Linked DNA regions of Homo sapiens: region 1 is linked to region 2. The links are chromatin loops, found by intact Hi-C in ENCODE. Cell type or tissue: endothelial cell of umbilical vein. All regions are shown on one strand. Each heading gives the region's core, and the rest is flanking DNA. Links, peaks and the distances in the headings are about the cores only. Region 1 has its middle 30 kb from the start of TES. Region 2 holds the start of LOC124900233 (a long non-coding RNA gene).

Region 1 (10,970 bases), core at 1,933-9,932, 160 kb after region 2:
TGGACCAATCAGCATACATTTCCTCCCTTCTGAGACCACAAAAAACCCAGCCAGACTCACACAGACATCAGGATTACCAGCTGTGGAAAGGAGTTACACACTACGAGTCACCACATGTTCCGACGACCTGCCTGCGAAAAGGAGCTGCCCACTGTGGATCTCTTCTCTGCTGAGAGCTGGACACACATCAGGATGACCTGCCTGTGGAAAGGAGCTACCTATTTCAGGTCCCCTGAGAGCTGTTCTGTTGCTCAATGAAGCTCCTCTCTGCCTTGCTCACCCTCCAGTTGTCTATGTACCTCATTCTTTCTGGACGCAGGACGGGAATTCTGGACCCACTGAATGGCGGAACTGAAAGAGCTGTAACACAAACAGGGCTGAAACACACCCCCATGCTCACCATGTTGTGGGTGATGAGGACAGAAGAGCTGCAGACCTTCGGGGAGCCCAGACTTAGGGGCTCCCTGAGCCAGGGCTGTGACACCCTCTTTTGGGCTCTGTGGTTCCTGGCATCTCCAAATTTTCAGGTGCCACTGCGTTTCCCTCATCCAGTTGTGGGTGCCCACAGCAGAAGCTGCGTGCAGTGCATCTGGTCCAGCCATAGCTTTGCGTGGAGCTAGCACCTGTGCCGGCACCTGGAGCTGCCAGCGTGCCTGGCTGTGTGCAGTGGCTGGACCCTGCACTCACTCACACACCCTTCACTGGTCCATGCCTGGCTCACCCTTGGCAGGTGTGAAATCTGGGCTGGTAGTGTGAGCCAAGTGCAGCTAGCCAGGCTGAGTGGGCAGAATGAGCCCAGCAGGTGTGAGCAATACTCAGGTAGAAGGCACCACTGGCCACAGAGGTTTCTGGCTGGTGAAGAGACACCCCAAGGATCCCATGACAATACCATGGTTTGGTTACAGTGGCCTTAAAGTTTGAAGTTGAGTAGTGTGATGCCTCCACCTTTGTTCTTTTTGCTTAGGATTGCTTTGGCTATGTGAAAAAGCCCATCATTTTTCTACTAGGAAAAAGTACGGGACAGAAAGGTGTAATCTGACATTTATAAAGATTCCAAAGCTGTCTAGACAATGCTGAAAAATTTCCATATAAGCAACATTCTTATCTGAGAGTGATAATACTTTCCAGAAATCAGTACTTTCTCGGATACTCTATGTTGCTGTTTTCATACAGTAAAGCCATAAGTTTGATAGACAACACAGAGTGCTTGAAAAACCAGAAAACTCCCATTCTGTGACATAAAAATTAGAAAAAGATAATTCCATAGTATAACTATTTAGATGTTGACAGGGCATGGATTTTATTTATAGTTCAATAGAAGCCAAATACCTGGTTTGGAATATGAATGATGTACAACACACATACACACACATGCTCATACACTTAATCCTTGATAAATAAATAACTTATGTAGATATATTAGTTTTCTATTGCTGCTATAACAGATCAGTGCAAGTTTGGTGGCTTATAAAAGACAAATGTGTTACATTACATTTTGGTAGGTCAGCAGTTCTTCACAGAAATAGAAAAAACAATCCTAAAATTTATAGGAAACCATAAAAGGCCCTGAATAACCAAAGCAATCTTGAGCAAAAATACCAAATCTTGAGGCATCGTATGATTTGATTTCAAACTATACTACAAAATGATAGTAACCAAAACAGCATGGTACTGGCATAAAAATAGACACACACAAACCAGTGGGACAGAATAGAGAAGAATAAATAAATCTATGCACTTACAGCTAACTGATTTTCAACAAAAGTGTCAAGAATACACAATGGAGAAAAGTCAGTCTCTTCAATAAATTGTACTGAAAAAATTGGATATCCACATGCAGGAGAATAAAGCGAGATCCTTATCTTTCACTATATATTAAAAAAATCAATTCAGAATGGATTAAAGACTTAAGTAGGGGACCAAAAGTGATCAAACTACTAGGAGAAAACATGGGGAAACATAAGGCAAGGAATTTTGGGGTAAGACCACAGAAGCATAGGCAACAAAAACCAAAATAGACAAATGGGATTACATAAAACTAAAAGGCTTTTGCACAGCAAAGGAAAAAAAAGATTGAAAAGACAATCAACAAAATGAGATGAAATATGTGCAAACTATGCATCTGACAAAAGGTTAATATCAATATAGAAGGAACTCAAAAAACTCAACAGCAAAACAAAACAATAAAAAAATCCAATTAAGAAATGGGCAAAATACCTGAATAGATATTTCTCACAAGAAGACATACAAAGGCCAACACGTATATGAAAAAAATGATTAACATTAGTAATCATCAGGGAAAAGCACATCAAAACCACAATGAGGTACCACCTCACTCCTATTAGAATAGCTATTATCAAAAAGACAAAAAGTAACAAATGCTGTTGTGGATGTGGTGAAAGGGTGACTCCTACACATTGTTGGGAACAGTGCATCCACTGCAGAAAACAGTATGAAGATTTCTTTAAAAATTAAAAATAGAACTACCATATGATCCAGCAATCCCACTACATGGTGTATATTCAAAGGAAATGAAATCAACATGTCAAAGAGATTACCTACATTCCCATGTATATTGCAGTACTATTCTCAACAGCGAAGATATGGAATCAACCTAAATGTCCATGAATGGATGAATGGATGAAGAAATTGTGGTGTGTACACACACACACACACACACACACACACTGAAATACTATTCAGCCACAAAAAAAGAATGGCATTCTGTCATTTGTGGCAACATGGAAGAACCTGGAGGACATTAAATGAAATAAGCCAGGCACAAAAACAGAAATACCGTATCATCTTACTCATATGTAGAATCTAAAGAAGTTGGTCTTGTAGAAGTGGAGACTAGAATGGTGATTAACAGAGGCTAGGAGGGAAGGGGACAAGAGCACAGGGAGAGATTGGTCAATGAGTATAAAATTACAGTTAGGAGTAATAAGTTCTGTTCTATTGCACAGTAGGGTGACTATGGTTAACAAATACTGTATATTTAAACGTAGCTGAAAGACAGAATTTTGAATGTTTTAACCACACAGAAATGATAAATGAATGAGGCTATGTATATGCCAAATACCCTGATTTGATTTTTACACAATGTATGCATGTATCAAAATGTCACCCTGTACCCCATAGATAGGCACAATTATTATTTGTCAATAAAAACAAGAAATTAAAAAAAACAGAAAAAAAGAAGTCCTACAGGGATTTCACTAATAATGGGATATCAAACATTATATGCCTTCTAATGTGATACACAATATTGTACACAGCATCACCCATGGAATATTCTTGTTCAAAATGCTTAATTGGAATTTAATTCAGCCTACAGTTTTAACCTCCAATTTATAGGAAATAATGGTGATACAGGATCAATTTAAAGGATACCACAAAGAACAGACAAATCAAGACTATGTAAAATTCTGCAAGACAATTTGGTCTCATTGCTAAGCCTGTATCATGGAGGAAAAAAGGAAAGGGAATGGAAATTGCTTTAGATGAAAAGATAACATAACAGTCAAAGACAATGCATGGTATTTGACTAAATCTTGGTTTAAAAACTTATTTTAAAAAGCCTATAATACATTTTGTGGAGGGAAGTGGCAATATTTAAATGTGGCCTGGTAAATATATAACATTAAGAAGTTCTCTAAATTTGTCAGATGTTATAACAGCACTGCTAATAGGTAAGAGAACACTTATTTTCTGGAAATGTATGCTAAAGGGATTAGTTTGAAGTATAATGTTTGTAATTTATTTTATAATGGCTCAGTAAGAGGTGACAGCATGCTAGCAGCCCTCGCTTGCTCTCGGCGCCTCCTCCGCCTTGGCGCCCACTCTGGCCGCGCTTGAGGAGCCCTTCAGCCCGCTGCTGCACTGTGAGAACCCCTTTCTGGGCTGGCCAAGGCCGGAGCCGGCTCCCTCAGCTTGCGGGGAGGTGTGGAGGGAGAGGCGCGGTTGGAACCGGGGCTGCGCACGGCGCTTGCGGGCCAGCGCTAGTTCCGGGTGGGCGTGGGCTTGGCGGGCCCCGCAGGCCCGGGGCAGTGAGGGACTTAGCACCTGGGCCAGCAGCTGCTGCGCTCGATTTCTCACTGGCCTTAGCTGCCTCTCTGCAGGGCAGGGCTTGGGACCTGCAGCCGGCCATGCCTGACCCTCCCTGCCTCCCCCCACCCCCGTGGGCTCCTGCGCGGCCGCAGCCTCCCCGAGGAGCGCCGCCCCCTGCTCCAGGGCGCCCGGTCCCATCAACCGCCCAAGGGCAGAGCAGTGCGGGCACACGACGCAGGACTGGCAGGCAGCTCCGCCTGCAGCCCCAGTGCGGGATCCACTGGGTGAAGCCAGCTGGGCTCCTGAGTCTGGTGGGGACTTGGAGAATCTTTATGTCTAGCTAAGGGATTGTAAATACACCAATCAGCACTCTGTATCTAGCTCAAGGTTTGTAAACACACCAATCAGCACCCTGTGTCTAGCTCAGGGTTTGTGAATGCACCAATCCACACTCTGTATCTAGTTAATCTGGTGGGGACATGGAGAACTTTTGTGTCTAGCTCAGGGATTGTAAATGCACCAATCAGCACCCTGTCGAAACAGACCAGTCAGCTCTCTGTAAAACAGACCAATCAGCTCTCTGTAAAATGGACCAATCAGCAGGATGTGGTTGAGGCCAGATAAGAGAATAAAAACAGGCTGCCCCAGCCAGCAGTGGAAACTAGGTGGGGTCCGGCTTCCACACTGTGGAAGCTTTGTTTTTTTGCTCTTTGCAATAAATCTTGCTGCTGTTGACTCTTTTGAGTCCACACTGCCTTTACGGGCCTGTAACACTCACGGCAAAGGTCTGCAGCTTCGCTCCTGAAGCCAGTGAGACCAAGAACCCACTGGAAGAAACGAACAACTCCAGACGCACCGCCTTGAGAGCTGTAACGCTGACCGCGAAGGTGTGCAGCTTCGCTTCTGAGCCAGCGACACCACGAACAAACCAGAAGGAAGAAACTCCGAACACATCTGAACAACAGAAAGAACAAACTCCGGATACTCCGCCTTTAAGAAGTGTAACACTCACCGCGAGGGTCCACGGCTTCATTCTTGAAGGCAGTGAGACCAAGAACCCACCAATTCCGGACACATCGAGACAAAACATATATGGAAGAAACAAATATGCAAAATGTTAATGAGGTAGGAGGTCTATGAGTAATATTGTTCAATCTTTACTTTTCTGTACTAAACGTTTCCATGTTAGTGAAAATTCTAAACATTTAATATGAAAGTACATATATATATAAAAGTTAATTGCAGTTGTCTGCAGGAATAATTAGAAAAAGGAAAAAGTTTAAGAAATAAATGTCAGCTTTATTCAGCCTAATCTTATTTTTCTTTATTCTAGGAGATAGACTTAAAACATTTTTTTCTCATCTTTTTTTTTTTGAAGATAGATAATTTCTAGAATCAAAATAATAGAGTCCCTATTACATGATTTAATTTTTTTCTTCAGAACATCCAGTTCTTTTCAGTCTGCTCTGGGTGCTCATCAAACCTTATGCAATCTATGTATTGGGCTTCATTGTGTCGTAGGTGAACAACCAGTCTCAATTCTTGATAGGGAGAGTATGTCTCAGTGATTCATTGTGTGACAAAGTTGCCAGTACAAGAGACTACCTGGTGGTCAGTAAGCTGCAGACCAAGAGTAACTTAAAGGACTCCTCCGGACTTCAGCTCAGTCAAGGATATCTAACACTGTTTTGAGGCACCTACCTGGTCTTCTTTCTCAAGGAATGTTATTGTTGCCAAAGCCCTTGTAAAGACAGCTATAAGATACTTTGAGTTCTGTCAGGCATTGCAGAAGTTGTTGGAGACCCCTGGTGGCAATATAAAGGATAAACAGCTCACTGCAAAGTTTGATGCTAGTATGGAAAATAGTATCAATGGGAAGAGAAACTATTCTCTCTTAGCCTCCTTTTGCTTCTCTGACATTTCTATTCTTTCTCCTGCTGTTTCAAAAATTTGTTATTCTTTAAAGATTTTTCCATGCTATTCTCATTTATACATGTTCCCTGAGTGATCATACCCATTCACCAAATCATACTTTCAGCATGGTTTTCTCCGTTGAGTTTCATGCCTGTATTTCCACTTCCTTGCTACTTATTTCTATATATAGATATCTCTTAAACTCAACATTACAAAAAGGCACTAATTGTCTATGTTTTCTAATTCTATATTTCCTATCCAATGAAATACTATCACAATACAGCCAGGCTAGAGGGCTTATACTTCAAGGTACAAAGAGTATGGCACACTTACCAGGTGTGAGGCACAGGGGTAGGTGCTGGGATAAGGAAAAGAAAGTCACATCTTAGAGCAGAGTGAGAAAACATATCCTTTAATGTGATAGAGGAATACAGGTAGTGCTTTGGAAGTTCTGAGGAAGGAGACCTAACTCAGACTGAGATGGAAAGATTCAAGATGAAGAACTCTTAGAAGAAATTACTATAAAGCTGTATTGTAGACAGTAAGAATTTGTCTGTTATAATCTGAATTTTACTCTCCCCCCAAATTCATATATTGAAGTCATAGCATTCAGTAACCTTGAATGTGTCTGTATTCTGAGATATTGTCTTTAAAGAGATAAGTTAAAGTGAGGTGAGTAGGGTAGGCCCTAATTTCATATGAATGGTGTCCTTATGAGAAGAAGAAATTTGGACACAGACATGGACAGAGGAAATATGTGAAAACACAGGAAAACAGCCATTTACAAGCCAATGAGAGACCCCATAGAAGAAATCAACTGTGCTGACTTGTTTATGTTGGACTTCTAGCCTCCAGAACTCTGAGAAAATTTATGTTAAGTTACCCAGTCTGTGGTACTTCATTATGGTGGCCCTCGCAAACTAATATAGTCTGATTTCTTTTTCGAGGTAATGGTAAGACTGTTCTAAGCAGAGGGAAGAAAATATGCAAAACAAATGGCCATCAAAGATGATAGCTTACTTGAGAAACTAAAAGTAGTTTGGCACTACCGGATCACTGGTCATATAGTGGGTAAGGGCCGTCGAAAATTTGGGGTAGTGAGATCTGAGAGACCAGATTATGAGAGGCATCATGTGCCAAATTAAATGGTGGAAATTGAGGTGGCAGGAAGGGGAAGACATGGAATTAAAGGAAGTAGTATTAAAGGAGATCTCATACATTGCAATTGGTTTTCTCCAATCAAAGTTAATCATGGGTGTATAACTCTTAGGTCTCTGTCTAGCCCAGTTTTCTATGTTAATGACTAGTAGTATTTCATGATAATTACCAATTGTCTAAGAGATAGAGAAATACTTCCAAGAACCTCATTAATTTTTTTCTCTCACAAGATGTTTATTCCCTCTGAGCAAACTAAATATTACTTTACTTAATTTTATATCATTATGCTTTCCTCCCTTATTCTAAGCTTCTTCTCTTCAGTGTTTGTGTTTTATTTTTAATTTTTTAAAAATTAATTAATGAATTTATTTATTTATTTTTGTATTTGAGACAGAGTCTCGCTCTGTTGCCCAGGCTGGAGTGCAGTGGCGCGGTCTCGGCTCACTGCAAGCTCCACCTCCTGGGTTCACCCCATTCTCCTGCCTCAGCCTCCTGAGTGAAAGCAACCTCCGCCTCCCGGGTTCAAGCCATTCTCCTGGCTCAGCCTCCGGAGTAGCTGGGATTACAGGCATGCGCCACCATGCCTGGCTAATTTTGTATTTTTAGTAGAGACGGGATTTCTCCATGTTGGTCAGGCTGGTCTCGAACTCCGGACCTCAGGTGATCCACCCACCTCGGCCTCCCAAAGTGCTGGGATTACAGGCATGAGCCACCGCGCCCAGCCAATTTTTTGTATTTGTAGTAGAGACGGGGTTTCATTGTGTTAGCCAGGATGGTCTCGATCTCCTGACCTCGTGATCTGCACGCCTCGGCGTCCCAAAGTGCTGGGATTACAGGCATGAGCCACGGCGCCCTGCCTAGTGTTTGTGTTTTAATAATATCTAGAATAGGTTACTGCAAGTCTGTTGAGTTACTGCTTGGATAAGCTGGATTTAGCTAGAATATTGCAGTCACACACCACATAATGGCGTTTCAATCAAAGAGGAGCTACATATATAATGGTGGTCCTATAAGATTATGATGGAGCTGCCCTATACAGGTGTACCTTTTTTTTTCTTTTAAACCGTATTTTTACTGTACCTTTTCCATCTTTATGTATGTTTAGACACACAAAAACTTGTCATTGTTTCGCAGTTGCCTACAGTATTCAGCGCAATAACATGCTGTACAGGTTTGTAGTCTAGGAGCAATAGGCTATACCGTATAGCCTAGGTGTGTAGTAGGCTAACCCATCTAGGTTTGTGTTAGTGGACTCTATGATCACATGATGAAATCACCTAAGGATGCATTTCTCAGAACATACTCCTGTCGTTATGTAATGCATGACTTTACTTTTTAACATCAATATATCTCTATTTCTCAAGCCTTAATATTTATTTTGCTTCTTTTTAGTTACTGTTAACTTTCCTAAAATTTAAAGTATGGATGATTTATCTTTGTTTTCCTTTTTGTCATCTTCCCTATTATCTTTTAATACTTGACTCTCTTATGGATAGAATAGAATTAATTGTTACACTGCAACAAAATGAGATACAAGTTTCATGAAAGCAATGGCCGTACCTGACTCGTTCATTGATATGTTCCCACTGCCTGATAGAGCGCCTGACACAGGGTTGATCATACATTTATTTTAAAGGAAAAATAAAATTTACTGCATGTCTATTTGCTTCCAGCTATGTATCAAGAAATCTTTATGAGGCCGTTCTTAAATTAGAACAGTACTTTAGAATCCTCTGGGGAATTTTTTCAATATACACATGTGCTAGTCCTACCTCAGATATATGGAATCTGGATTTGTAGGGGCAAGGGTAATGGAGGGATGTAGACATAAGTATGGTAAAAAAGCTTCATGATGTTGATATCCGTCACTGATAAAGGCAAACATTGTTATTTCTTTCACCTCAGTTAAATTCCTCCTGACCTGAGTCAAAGGATGAAGAAATAATATTAGGCAGTGAGAGGCATGTTTTGGTGTAGGGAATGTTGCCTTAAACCCCTGGGCACATTCTTTAGCTGTCGGTATTCATAAGACTGGCCTCCACTGAGATCAGCATGCCCTGTATTATTGTCTTAAAGAAGTAGCTCTGGACGGGTGGGAAGACCACTAACTTAGAATAAAAATCCTAGGGCTTTATTTTAGTATTCACACTTAATAGGTTTGAGATCTCAAGCAAAATAGTTTTCTGAGCTTCAGTGCCCTCACCTATAAACTGAGAATAATAACATCTATTTGAAAATGTAAGTAAATACGAGCATTTGAATACTGAATTGTTCTGATTAACTTTGGTACTTGAAGAGTATTACTTATCTCTCTGACCTTTAAGGCATATGTTTTGCTTTAAAGGCATAAACTAAGTGGCTACTCGTAGAAGAAAAGAGGGGTGAAGTTTCTCACAGACAATTTCCAGAATTAGCTGTCCTCATGACTAAAATGCTAACTGATTTATCCTTCTATAACTCAAATCAAGGATGCAGCTGCAATGGCTTTTGGTGATGACTTTCTTAACCACCTCTTTAGGACATGACAGGTTTCTCTGCTGTGTCTTTTGAGCCCTTCATACAGTAGCAGCAAATTGATGGTTTTTCATCACTAGAGATTTTTGTTCTCTGTCTTGGTCAGGAAACTTTTCATGCCAAGCAACTGAAGCTGCTGAAGTTAGTTTGCTGTAAACATGAGGAAATAATAGAGATTACAGGGAATACCGTGGGGCTTAAGGATAAGCGGTGTTATTGGGCTTCATAAGGGCCTTGGATCAAGAGCTGGAAAAACCATAGGAGCCTAGAAATGTCATAAAACACCAATATCCTACAGGGGTGCAGTGCTTTGCAATGATGGCTCTTGTTTCAAATAGGAAGTATGAGACACTGAAGAACAGAGAAGATGTTACATAAAAAGCAGAAAGGGCATATAAAATTTTGAATATTTGTCTAGCTATAAAAATATGCTTTACAATCTTATTTTAAAATTTACTTTGAATTTTTGTTTTCTTTAAAAATTAATATGTGTACATTACTTAAGTTTTGGAAAAGAAGAAAAAATAAATCCCCATATTTTTATCATCTTGGCACAATAAATATCTTTTGGAGTGTTTTCTTATGACTTAACTCTAAATGGGTCACTAACCTAAATGGAAGAACTAAAACCATAAAATTCCTGCCTGACCAACATGGAGAAGCCCCATCTCTACTAAAAATACAAAATTAGCCGGGCGTAGTGGTGCATGCCTGTAATCCCAGCTACTTGGGAGGCTGAGGCAGGAGAATCGCTTGAGCCCAGGAGGGGGAAGTTGCAGTGAGCCAAGATCATACCACTGTACTCCAGCCTAGGCAATTATTGATTCAAGGTTACCATGATAGGTTTATGCATATCAAAGTTTAAAAAAAAGGGCCTATGTGCCTATGGCTAGTGAGCAAAACTGGCTAGCCATAGGCACAAAATTGAAACTGGACCCCTTCCTTATACATTATACAAAAATTAGGCCAGGATGGATTAAAGACTTAAATGTAAAACCCAAAACTATAAAAACTCTAGAAGAAAATCTAGGCAATACTATTCAGGACATAGGCAAGGGTAAATATTACATGACAAAAACATCAAAAGCAATTGCAACAAATGCAAAAATTGACAAATGGAGTCTAGTTAAACTAAAGCACTTCTGTACAGCAAAAGAAACTATCATCAGAGTGAACAGACGTGAGTGAATGGGAGAAAATTTTTGCAATCTGTCTTTCTGACAAAGGTTTAATATCCGGAATCTACAAGGAACTTTAACAAATTTTCAAGAAAAAAGCAACCCCATCAAAAAATGGGCAAAGGACATGAACAGACACTTCTCAAAAGAAGACAT
Region 2 (10,970 bases), core at 1,886-9,885:
AAAACAAAAAGTAAAAAGTAAAACAAAAAGTAAAAGTAAAAAAGGTCAACCTAGAATCTTATATCTAGCAAAATTGTCCATCAAAAGTAAGGCAGAAGTTAAGACATTCCCAGATAAAGAAAAGCTAAGGGAGTTCATTACAACTAGATATTCTCTGCAAGAAATACTCAAGGGAGTGTCCTGCAGGGTAAAATAAAAGGACACTAGAGAGTAATGTGAAGCCATATGAAGAAATACATATCTCAATAAAGGTAAATTCATAGACAATTATAGAAGCTAATATTATTGTCACAATGGTCTATTACTTTTGTTTTCTACATGGTTTAAAAGACTAATACATTAAAAATAATCTAAAAGCTGGTAATATTGTAATTTTGACTTATAAATCCACATTTTTTAACATAATTTAAGAGACTAATACCATTTAAATAATTATTAATGTATTTTGGACATCATGTATAAAGACATAATTGTGTGACATCAACAATTGAAAGGGGTGAGAATGAAGTTGTTAAAGGAACAGAGATTTTGTGTATTATTGAAGTTACTTTGGAACAAATTCAAATTAGAATGTTACAACTTTAGGAACTTAAGTGTAATCCCCATGATAACCACAAAATGTAGCTATAGAAAACAAACAGAAGAAATGTGAAAGGAATTTAAATGTTTCACTACAAAAAAATAAACACAAAAGAAGATAATGATATAGGATGTGAAGGATGAAAATGCTATAAGGCCTACAGAAAACAAATAGCAAAATGACAGAAGTATGTGCTTACTTAACAGTAATTGCTTTAAATGTAAGTGGCATAAGCTCTCAAATCAAAAGACAGAGATTGGCAGAATGAATAAAATACGTGATTCAAATATATGCTGTCTACAAAAGACTCACTTTAGATCCAAAGATACAAATAGATTGGAAGTGAAAGGATGGAAAAAGATATTTCATGCAGATAGTAACCAACATAGAGAAAGTCTGGCTATACTAACATCAGACAAAATAGTCTTTAAGTTTAAAAAGTTTACAAGGGACAAAAGAACATTATATATTAATGAAAGTTTTAGTATAGCAAGAAGATAGATCAATTATAAACATTTACTCACCTAATCACAGATCATGAAAATATATAAAATAAAAACTGACAAAATTGAAAGGAGAAATATAGTAGTATAATAATAGAGACTTCAATATCTTGGTTAAGAGGGTGTTGTTTAATTTCCACAATTCTGTGGAATTTTCCAGTTTTATTTCTGTTATTGATTTCTAACTTCATTCTCTAGAGATGAGAGAAGACATTTAATCAGATATCTATTTTTTTAAGTCTATTGAGACTTAATGTGTAGCCTAATATGTAGTGAATCCTGAAAAACATCCCAGATACAATTGAGAAGAATGTGTACATTGTTGTTGGGTAGAATGTTCTGTGTGTGTGTGTGTGTGTGTGTGTGTGTGTGTGTATATATATATATACACACACACACACACACACACACACACACACACACTATATATATATATTAGATCTAATAGATCTGGTTGGTTTATTGGGCTGTTTAAATCCTCTGTTTCCTTACTTATTTTCTGTCTGGTTGTTTCATCCATTATTTTTTATTTTATTTTTTGGAGACAAAGTCTGCCTCTGTTGCCCAACCTGGAGTGCAGTGGCATGATCTTGGCTCACTGCAGCCTCAGCCTCTTGGTCTCAAGCAATTCTTCCACCTCAGCCTCCCAAGTAGCTGGGACTAAAGGTGCATGCCACCATGCTCAACTAATTTTGTTTATTTTTTGTAGAAACAAGGTCTCAGTATTTTGTCCAATCTGGTCTCAAAGTCCTGGGCTCAATAGTTCTCCCTTCTTGGCCTCCGAAATTGTTGGCACTACAGGTGTGAGCTACCATGCCCAGCCTAGTTTTATTCATTATTGAGAGGAAGAATCACAAGGGAAATTAGAAAATACTTACAGATCAATAAAAGTGAAAACACAACATACCAAAATTTAGGGGACACAGCAAAAGCAATCCTGAGGGAAAAATTTATAGTTATATATGCTTACACTGTAAAACAAGAAAGATCTCAAATCAGCAACCTAACTTTACAACTTAAAGAACTAGAAGAAGAAGAATAAATTAAACCCAAACTATCAGAAGTAAGGAATTAATAGATTAGAGCAGAGATAAACAAAATAGAGAATAGAAAACCAATGGTGAAAATCAATGAAATCAAAAGTTAATCACTTAAAAACATCAATAAAATTGACAAACATTGGCTAGATAAACTAAGAAAAAAGGGAGAAGACTCAAATTACCAAAATCAGAAGTAGAAGTGGGGACATTACTACTGACTTTATAGAAATAAAAAGGATTATAAACGTGTTATGAACAATTATACTACAAAAAATTGGATAACCTACAAGAACAACTTCCTAGCAACAAGAAGAAACCTACCAAGACTAAATCATGAAGAAATAGAAAATCTGAATAGAAACTTGTGAGAATATTAAATCAGTATTCAAAATCTCCCACCAAAAAAAAAAAAAAAAAAAAAAAGATCTGGACCTGATGGCTTCACAGGCAAATTCTACCAAACATTTAAAGAAAAAAATAATAGCAATCTTTCCCAAACTTTTTTTAGTTGAAGAAAAAGAAACACTTCTAAATTAATTTTAGGAGGACAGCATTTACTTGATATTAAAGTCAGACAAAGAGACTGCAAGGAAAGAAAACTGCAGACCAATATCCGTTGTAAATATTGATTAAAAAATCCTCAACAAAATACTAGCAAACCAAAATCTGCAGCATATTAAAAGGATTATATACATAGCAACCAAGTGAAATGTATTCCTGGCGTCTAAGGATGGTTCAACACATGAAAATCAATCGATGCATTATACCACATTAACAGAATGAAGAAAAAAACACATACTTATCTCAATTGATGCAGACAAAACATTTCATTAACTTCAACACCCTTTTATGATAAACAAAAAACACTTAACAAATTAAGAATAGAAGAAAACTACCTCAATATAATAACAGCCGTAATTTAAACAAAGTAATCATTATACCCCGTGGTGCAAGGTTGAAAGCTTTTGCTCTGAGATCAAAACACAAGCATGTCCTTTCACCACTTGTATTCAATACAATACTGGAAGTTCTAGCCAAAGCATTAGGTAGGAAGAGAAAATATTAAAGGCATCCAAGTTGGAAGGAAGAAGTAAATTTATCTGTTTGCAGATGAGATGATCTTATATGTAGAAAACCCTAAAGATTAACCTCACATACAAAACTGTTAGAACTAATAAATGAATATAGTAAAGCAGCAGGATACAAAGCCAACATGCAAAAATTAGTTGCATAAAGACTTATACAGTTACCCAAGTTAAACTATAAAACTTTTTTTTTTTTTTTAAAGTAGAGATGAGGTCTTGCTCTGTTGCCCAGGCTGGTCTCGAACCCCTAATCTCAAGCAATCCTCTCGCCTTGCTTTCCCAAAGTGCTGGCATTAGAGGTGTGAGCCACCACACCCAGCCTAAACTATAAAATGTTGCTGAAAGAAAGAATACATAAATACATGAAAACACATCCCATCTTCATGGATAGATTGGAAAACTTCATATTGTTAAGATGTCAATGCTCTCCAAAGTAATGTAAAAATTCAGTGCAATGTTTTTCAAAATTCCAATGATTTTTTTTTTCATAAATAGAAAAACTCATCCAAAAATTCAAATGGAATTCTGAAGGGACCTCAAATAGACAAAACAATCTTGAAGAAGAACAAAGCTGGAAAAATCACAGTTTTCTATTGGAAAACTTACAACAAAGCTACAAAAATCAATACAGCGTGGCACTGGTAAAAAGACAGACATACAGGCTAATGGAATAGAATACAGAGCCCAGAAATAAACCCTAACACATATGATCAAGTGATTTTTGACAAGGTGCTAAGACTATTCAATGTAGAAAGAATACTCTTTTCAACAATGGTGCTTAGAAAACTGGATTTTCCCATGCAAAAGAATGAAGTTGGGCCCTTACCCAACACTATATACAAAAATTAACTGCAAATGCATCAAAGACCTAAATGTAAGATCTAAACTAATAAAACTCTCAGAAGAAAACATAGAGCAAAAGCTTTATGACATTGGACTTGGCAATGACTTCTTGGACTTGACACCAAAGGCACAGACAGCAAAGGAAATAATAGACAAATTGACCTCATTAAAATTAATTTTATACATCAAAAGACACTAGCAATGGAGTAAAAATGTGAACCACAGAATGGGAGGAAATATTCTCAAGTCATATATCTGATACCCTTATCAGAATATAATATTTAGAATATATAGAAACTTCTGTAACTTACAACAAAAAAAGCAAACAACCTGATTCAAAAATGAGCAGAGTACTTGAATAGACATTTCTCCAAACAAGATATACAAATGGACAATAAGTACGTGAACAGATGCTTAGCATCACTAATCATTAGGGAAGTGCAAATTAAAACTACCATGAGATAACGCCTCACGCTCATTAGAATGACAAATATCAACAAGACAAAACAGAAAATAACAAATGTTGGTGAGGATGTGGAGAAACTGAAACCTTTGCACCATTAATGGGAATTTATGTGATACAGCCACTGTGGACAACAGTATGGCCATTCCTAAAAAAATTAAAAATAGAATCATTATATGATTCAGCAATTCCACTTCTGAGTATATACCCAAAATAATTGATAGAACCCTAAGAGATATTTGTACACTCATGACCATAGCAGCATTATCCACAGTAGCTAAACCATGGAAGCAACTCAAGTATCCATCAGTGGATGTGTGGATAAGTAACTATGGTGTATACATACAGTAGACTATTATGCAGCCTTAAAAAGAAGGAAATTCTGATTCATGCTAAAACACTGATGAACCCTGAGGACCTGCTAAGTGAAATAAGCCAATTACAAAAACACAAATGCTGCATGATTCCTTTTACATGAAGTACTTAGAGTATTCAAAATCATAAACACAGAAAGTAGAATAGTTGTTTCCAGGAGTTTGGGGGAGGAGGAATGAGGAGTTATTGCTTAATGGGTATAGAGTTTCAGTTTTACAAGTTGAAAAGAGTTATGGAGATGGATGGTGGTTATGTGGCATAACATTATGAATGTATTTAGTACCACTGAATTGCATACTTAGAAATGGTTAAGATAGTATTTATGTATGTGTATTTTATCACTAAAAAATGGAAAAAGAAGTTCTAGAAAGAGTGAGTAGGGAAAACAGAGGGATGAAAATTATCAAAGCTGTAATAGAAGAAAATTATTCAGAGTTTTAAAAAAGACACAAATCTGCCATTTGAAAAAGCCCACAAAGTACTGAATGGGTGAGAAAAAGATCCACCAACTTATCCTAGTGAAATTTCAGAAACTTTTGAAGACTTTGTAAAGGATATGGAGAGAAAGATACTATTCATTTATATAATGAATAACATTACTAAAATTTGACTTTGTAAATGCCGTTTGTTTCCCAGCAATAATGAACCAACTATAGATGAGATTCTAAAGATTGATTAAACATATACAGGAACAAAATACAAATATGATCAGGGCCCCTGCATTAATCTGTAGGGCTGTGCACTGCTAAACTCCAGGAGGCACTGTTCTCCAAGGAGGCAGTAGTGCAGCTGCCCTGAATGTAAAACAATCCCACTGATGGGCTAGTGTTGGACAACATGCAGGGCCTAAATTGGAAACCAGAAGTAGAGGCTTAGTATACTACTGAACAATTAATTCAGGAACCTATACAAGAGCTAAAAGATTGTGTGAGCATGTGTGTTAGCATGTTTGTGTGTTCATACACACGTAAAATGAAACTCAGGAGAGAAAAGGATATCTTTTGTGTACTGAATATCTTGTACTGGGAGTGAGAAGATACTATCGAAACTTGAGTCATCAAAAAATAGAAGTATAAATGTATATCAGTCACAGTGGAGAGCAAAAAGGAAACCATCAGAACTAAAAACAGAAACTGGGAAATGGTATAAGTGACAGGGAGTAGGACAGGGAATGTAACTTTTAGTATCGTTTGAATTTTAAAAATATATGTATTATTTTGTAACAATAATAATAAAAGTAGATCAATCTGTTTTTTTAACCACATCATTACTGTACAATTACTCGGTTGCCCGGTGACTTTTCAGAGGAGCATATGCAAATCATATGCAGAGCAAACAGACTCCACATCCCTTCAGGACTATTTATGCCTCATGCTTTCTTTGACTGTAAAAAAGTTGAGGCATAGGGTGCTATTTTGTATTCTAATTGTGTGGACAAATTGTCAGTGGACTACATTTCCCCCGGGGTATGGAGCTCTCTTTGTCCCCCTTGGATATTGGCGAATGTATCTCAGATATAATCGACTACTAACACTTCAAGATCTTTATTACATATTGATTCCTTAAATACATAGATTTTATTTGAGCCTTACAATAATTCTGTGACAATTCAGAGCAGGTGTTACTATCTTCATTTTCTAGAAAAAGTTAAGCAAGGTTAAGGTGTCTCAAGTCATTGAGAAAGGGAAAGAGCCAGCACCGGTCTTCCTCTCCCTGCCCCATATGGTTTCTTAAGGTGATGGAGATTAAGTAATATTAATGCATACAGGCAGCTTTTAAAAAATGTGAAAAACACATTACCAAAGAGGAAAAAGCAGCCACTACAAACAGGAAATCCTTGTAAATGCCTCAGCTATAACCTTCCTCACCCTGAACTCTTGTTAAAATTGAACAATATGGTAGTTAAAAATGTGTCTCACAGAAAGGACTTTTGAAGGGAGCTGCAAAAGTAAAGAGAAACAAAAAGAGGAAGAAAAGTAAAAAGCTTTCCTTAAAAATGTGGAATTCCATTTAATTGCTGTGCTTGCCTGGGTCCTACGAAGCATCTTATGTTCTGAGTCCTATATTTCAAGTGCTTGCCTATGTCCTGTAAAGCGTATTCTGACTCAGAATAAAACAATGTAAAAAACAGCCTATGATTAATCTTTCCACTTGATTCTGACATTTATTCACCCTTTCTTCCTATGTGCAGAAGTGGAAGTGGGCATATGTGTGACAATGGGGGGAAAGCGGGATGAATGGCAGGGGTTAGAATAAGAAATGTAACTTATTTTTAATGTCATTTGAATTTGCTTAATATGTGCATATATGGAAGGGTTGATTAAACTATAGATAGGAAAGCATTGACCAAAGGGCTCTTTTCTAGAATGCCGTCTGACTCCTTTAAAGTTAAAATATTATTAGAGGACCATAAATTTAATCAGGAGTTTCTGGGTATATTCTGCTTTTCTTCTTCTATTAGAAATTCAAAGCTCTGCCTTCACAACACAAAACCCTTGACTTAAACATAAAAATTTTTAGATACCTCAGAGGCAGGACATTCCCTTTTTCTTGGCCCACCTGGCATCAGTGTGAATGTTTGGTGAACCTTGTCCAAATTCTGGCTCTTCCCATATTGATTCAGTTTCTATCTGCTAGAACAAGGTGACCTGCCAAGCTGTAGTGAACAAAATACGATGACTCACATGAAGTTTTTTCTTTTATTTAAACAAGTTAAGTGCAAAGACCATTGATAAGAGCAATTTTTAGCAACCTTGTTATCAGCTTATAGTGAGGCAGTCCCTCTTCCTTCCTCCCCTTTCCACCCACCCCATAGTCGTAAAACCCTCACCAGAAACAATTTATAAAGCTTTTAAAGACAACTTTCAGGTTTGAGTGTTAGTATTTAAATGTGGAATTACTTTGAATTTGAGGCGCTTAGCCAAATTGTTACTAAAATATACTCTTTTTCTTGGCAATTACCACTGTAGACAATGTAGAGTGTTTATTTCATGTGTACCTAGCCATAAATGAATTCAAAAGTAATTTAACTTAAAGCTTTAACTAATTCTTTTAATCCCAATAACATAAAGCACTGTGTTTGGATCAGGAATCATCTTATATAACTGGCATTTAATAGGCATGACAAAATATATAATAAAGAAGTATATAACTTTTGTTGCATCTACATTAAATACAAATGAAAAATAATGAGGCTTATTTCTTCCATAGATCTCAGTGTCTTTGGAAAAAATGGACAATCAATAACTGCTGTAATATAACAGCACGATTCTATTATTTTCAGAGCTCTATAGTGAGATTAATAGTACTATTTTTAAAAATCAGAATGTGACTTTATTAAATCCCAGAAGAATGTACATTTAAGAAAAAGGGATAGAAATATCACCAAATATCTTTTCTGTATTGAATATAGCAGTCTGAATGTCACAGTCTTTAAACCTTTTTCTTCTTCCCTGAATTGCTATATCTGGTAATTTTGAAATATGAGTTAGAAACAATCAAGCTCATACCTAATGGATATCAATATTCCAGTTAATGTTTGTCCCAATGTTTTTCTCAAAGACTTAAGAAAAATGAAAATTCTATTTGACTTACGCTTATAGCAGAGATGGCTAACAACATAAAATTAATGCTATGTCTTTCTTAGTAGCTTTGTCTTGTGGCTGCCCAGCCAAAACCAACTTTTCTATACTTACTAGCAGTTAGGAGAGGCCATGTGACTAATTTCCACTAATAGAATGTGAGAGGTAGTGGCACCTGTTACTTCTGGACCCAGGTAATTAAACAGCTGGTGTGGTTTTTGCATCCTTTCTCTTGCCTCTTCCATCAGTTGGATGTTGATTTCCATGGCAACCTCTAAAGCCATGTTTTGGAGAACACATCACAGCTATCAACTTGGGTCTCTATATGACTGCATGAGACAGATGCATCGTGGCCCCAGCAGCAGACCATGAGCACCTGTGCTGGACTGTTGCATGAGCAAGAAATAAAATTCAATTGTATTAAGCCATTAGAATGTTGGGATTTATTTGTTAAAGTGCTAATGTTACCCTATTGTGCTATCCATTTTTTGTGCTATCCATTTTTCTTATGCTTGTATAAAACATTTATTAAGAGAAATCTTGTTAATCTCAACATTACTTGTTCATTGCAGAAAATGTTGACTATGTCTTATACTGACACAACAGCACAATTCTATTATTTTCCTATGAAGGTTTGAAATAATGAAATTATTATTTCAATAATAGAGGTTTGAAAATAAAATTAAAGCAAATCAAAATGACATTAACTGCCAAAGTTTTATTACATTTATTTTTAAGCACTGTGAAAAAATGTCAAGTTGTCAAGTTTCTGGTGTTTTATTCTTGTAATCCTAGTTAGAATATAGTTTTATCTTTGTCACACATGAGCATGACATTCTCTTATCTTCTCTTAAGCTCATGAGTGTGAATTAAGTAGCATATGTCACCATTCCCCAAAATCTTTTAGGATTACATTGTTCACATCTGACTCAGGAGAATAAACACATGAAATCACATTGAAGTCTTGTTGAAGTAGTCTACATGTTTGTTGATAAATAGAATTCCATGAAACATATCCTTTTAAAAGAGCTAGGCCCTTTAAAAAATAGAATTTTCATTTTTCTTAAGTCTTTGAGAAATACCTTGGGACAAACATTAACTGGAATAATGATATCAGTTAGGTAAGTAGATGGTTTCTAACTCATATTTCAAAATTACCAAGACATAGCAATTCGGGGAAGAAGAATTCAAGGAAGCTAGGCCCAGACAAGCTTCTGCTGTCTTCAGATCTATCTCAAACAATTTAATTAGTATCACTAAAAATATGGCCAATATTCTAGGCAATGCAGTTTACTTCTCAGTTTAACAACAGAGATTCCAAGTGATTAATAGTCAATAATATAGACCTTTTCATTCATTTCTTAATATCTAAGAGGGTTAGTGAAATATATTATTATTAGTATTTTCTTCCTTTAGTATTTTTCTCAGCAATATGTACTAATCAGATGGTGCTGGAACCTCCCCTTGGGCAAAATTTTGAGCTATACAGAGCATGAAGTTTCACAGTGATATCCATGTGTCTTTCACCTAGAAAGAGCTGGTTAAAAGAAAATGCAAAGGATCTGAGACTTTACCCTGCTTGCTAATTAACTTAATAGCCTACCACAGTTCCACAGAGGCTGGCAAGAAGACATGAGGCTCCTGATTGGGAGACAAGGACATTATCACGACACAGTAAGCAGCATGAACTTCATGTTTACATTGATTCTCACTTGCCTGGCTTCCCACAGGGTTGTCATGGAAGAGACCCAGAGGGATGCTGCACATGTGGTGGTGGTCTAACACAAAGAAAAGATAAATGCTGGAGGTGAGGAGTACCCCAATTACCTTGATTTAATCATTACACGTTGTATGCTGGTATCAGCATATCACATGCATCCCCAAAATTTGAACAACTATTATATATCCATAGTACTTAAAAATAAAAAATTAAAAAATGTAATATACTAGACAATGAGCTTTACAAGTGTTTTGATACTTTCCTCAGGTTTTTCTTCTCTTTGAGCATATGGCTTGAGATAGTTGAGAACATGAGACATACTAGCACCCATATTTCTTTTGTTCTCTTTTTAAACATGAACTCTAGACCCATTTCATTTTCCTCTACTTATATATCAGAATAAGTTACAGAGGAAATAAGATCTGAGAGCAGATGGGGAAGACAAAATTTAGGGTGCAGGAACAGAAGTAGGAACCTTGGAAAGCGGAAAGGACCCAACTACATCTGTAATCTCTTTTTTGATATTGGCTTTTTAATATCTGCCTGTAAGCCACACACACACACACACACACACACACACACACACACACACACACACACACACCATCTTGTCTATTATCTTACTTAGTAGACTCAATTATGTTTATATCAAGAATTAAGTGTATTCTGGCCGAGCACGGTGGCTCATGCCTGTAATCCCAGCACTTTGGGAGGCCAAGGCGAGTGGATCACCTGAGGACAGGAGTTTGAGACCAGCCTGGCCAACATGATGAAACACCA

What was found. Peaks named below come from ENCODE experiments on the same cell type or tissue, not always from the same donor. Only the 100,000 strongest peaks of a DNase experiment are listed, where the experiment ranks them.
Region 1: a loop joins it to region 2, with 2.8 times the contacts of the local background. A loop is called at or near these places in 6 of 110 quality-filtered maps.

The regions. Positions count from the first base shown.
Region 1 is chr7:116,175,284-116,186,253 of GRCh38, reverse strand. No RefSeq gene overlaps it. Among named protein-coding and RNA genes, the nearest start is that of TES, 30 kb to the left of the region's middle. RefSeq lists enhancers at 1-113, 114-1,105. In endothelial cell of umbilical vein, for the core only: CTCF peaks have their summits at 5,649 and 5,848 (motif pointing left); a DNase peak (open chromatin) is centred at 5,743.
Region 2 is chr7:116,336,398-116,347,367 of GRCh38, reverse strand. It overlaps LOC124900233 (a long non-coding RNA gene), which reads right to left and starts at 10,155. Exons shown (of 3, transcript XR_007060487.1): 1 at 10,074-10,155; 2 at 7,449-7,545. LOC105375463 (a long non-coding RNA gene) reads right to left here. Exons shown (of 7, transcript XR_001745336.2): 7 at 10,160-10,248. In endothelial cell of umbilical vein, for the core only: a CTCF peak has its summit at 5,645 (motif pointing right); DNase peaks (open chromatin) are centred at 5,787, 6,907 and 7,547; H3K27ac peaks cover 3,211 bases.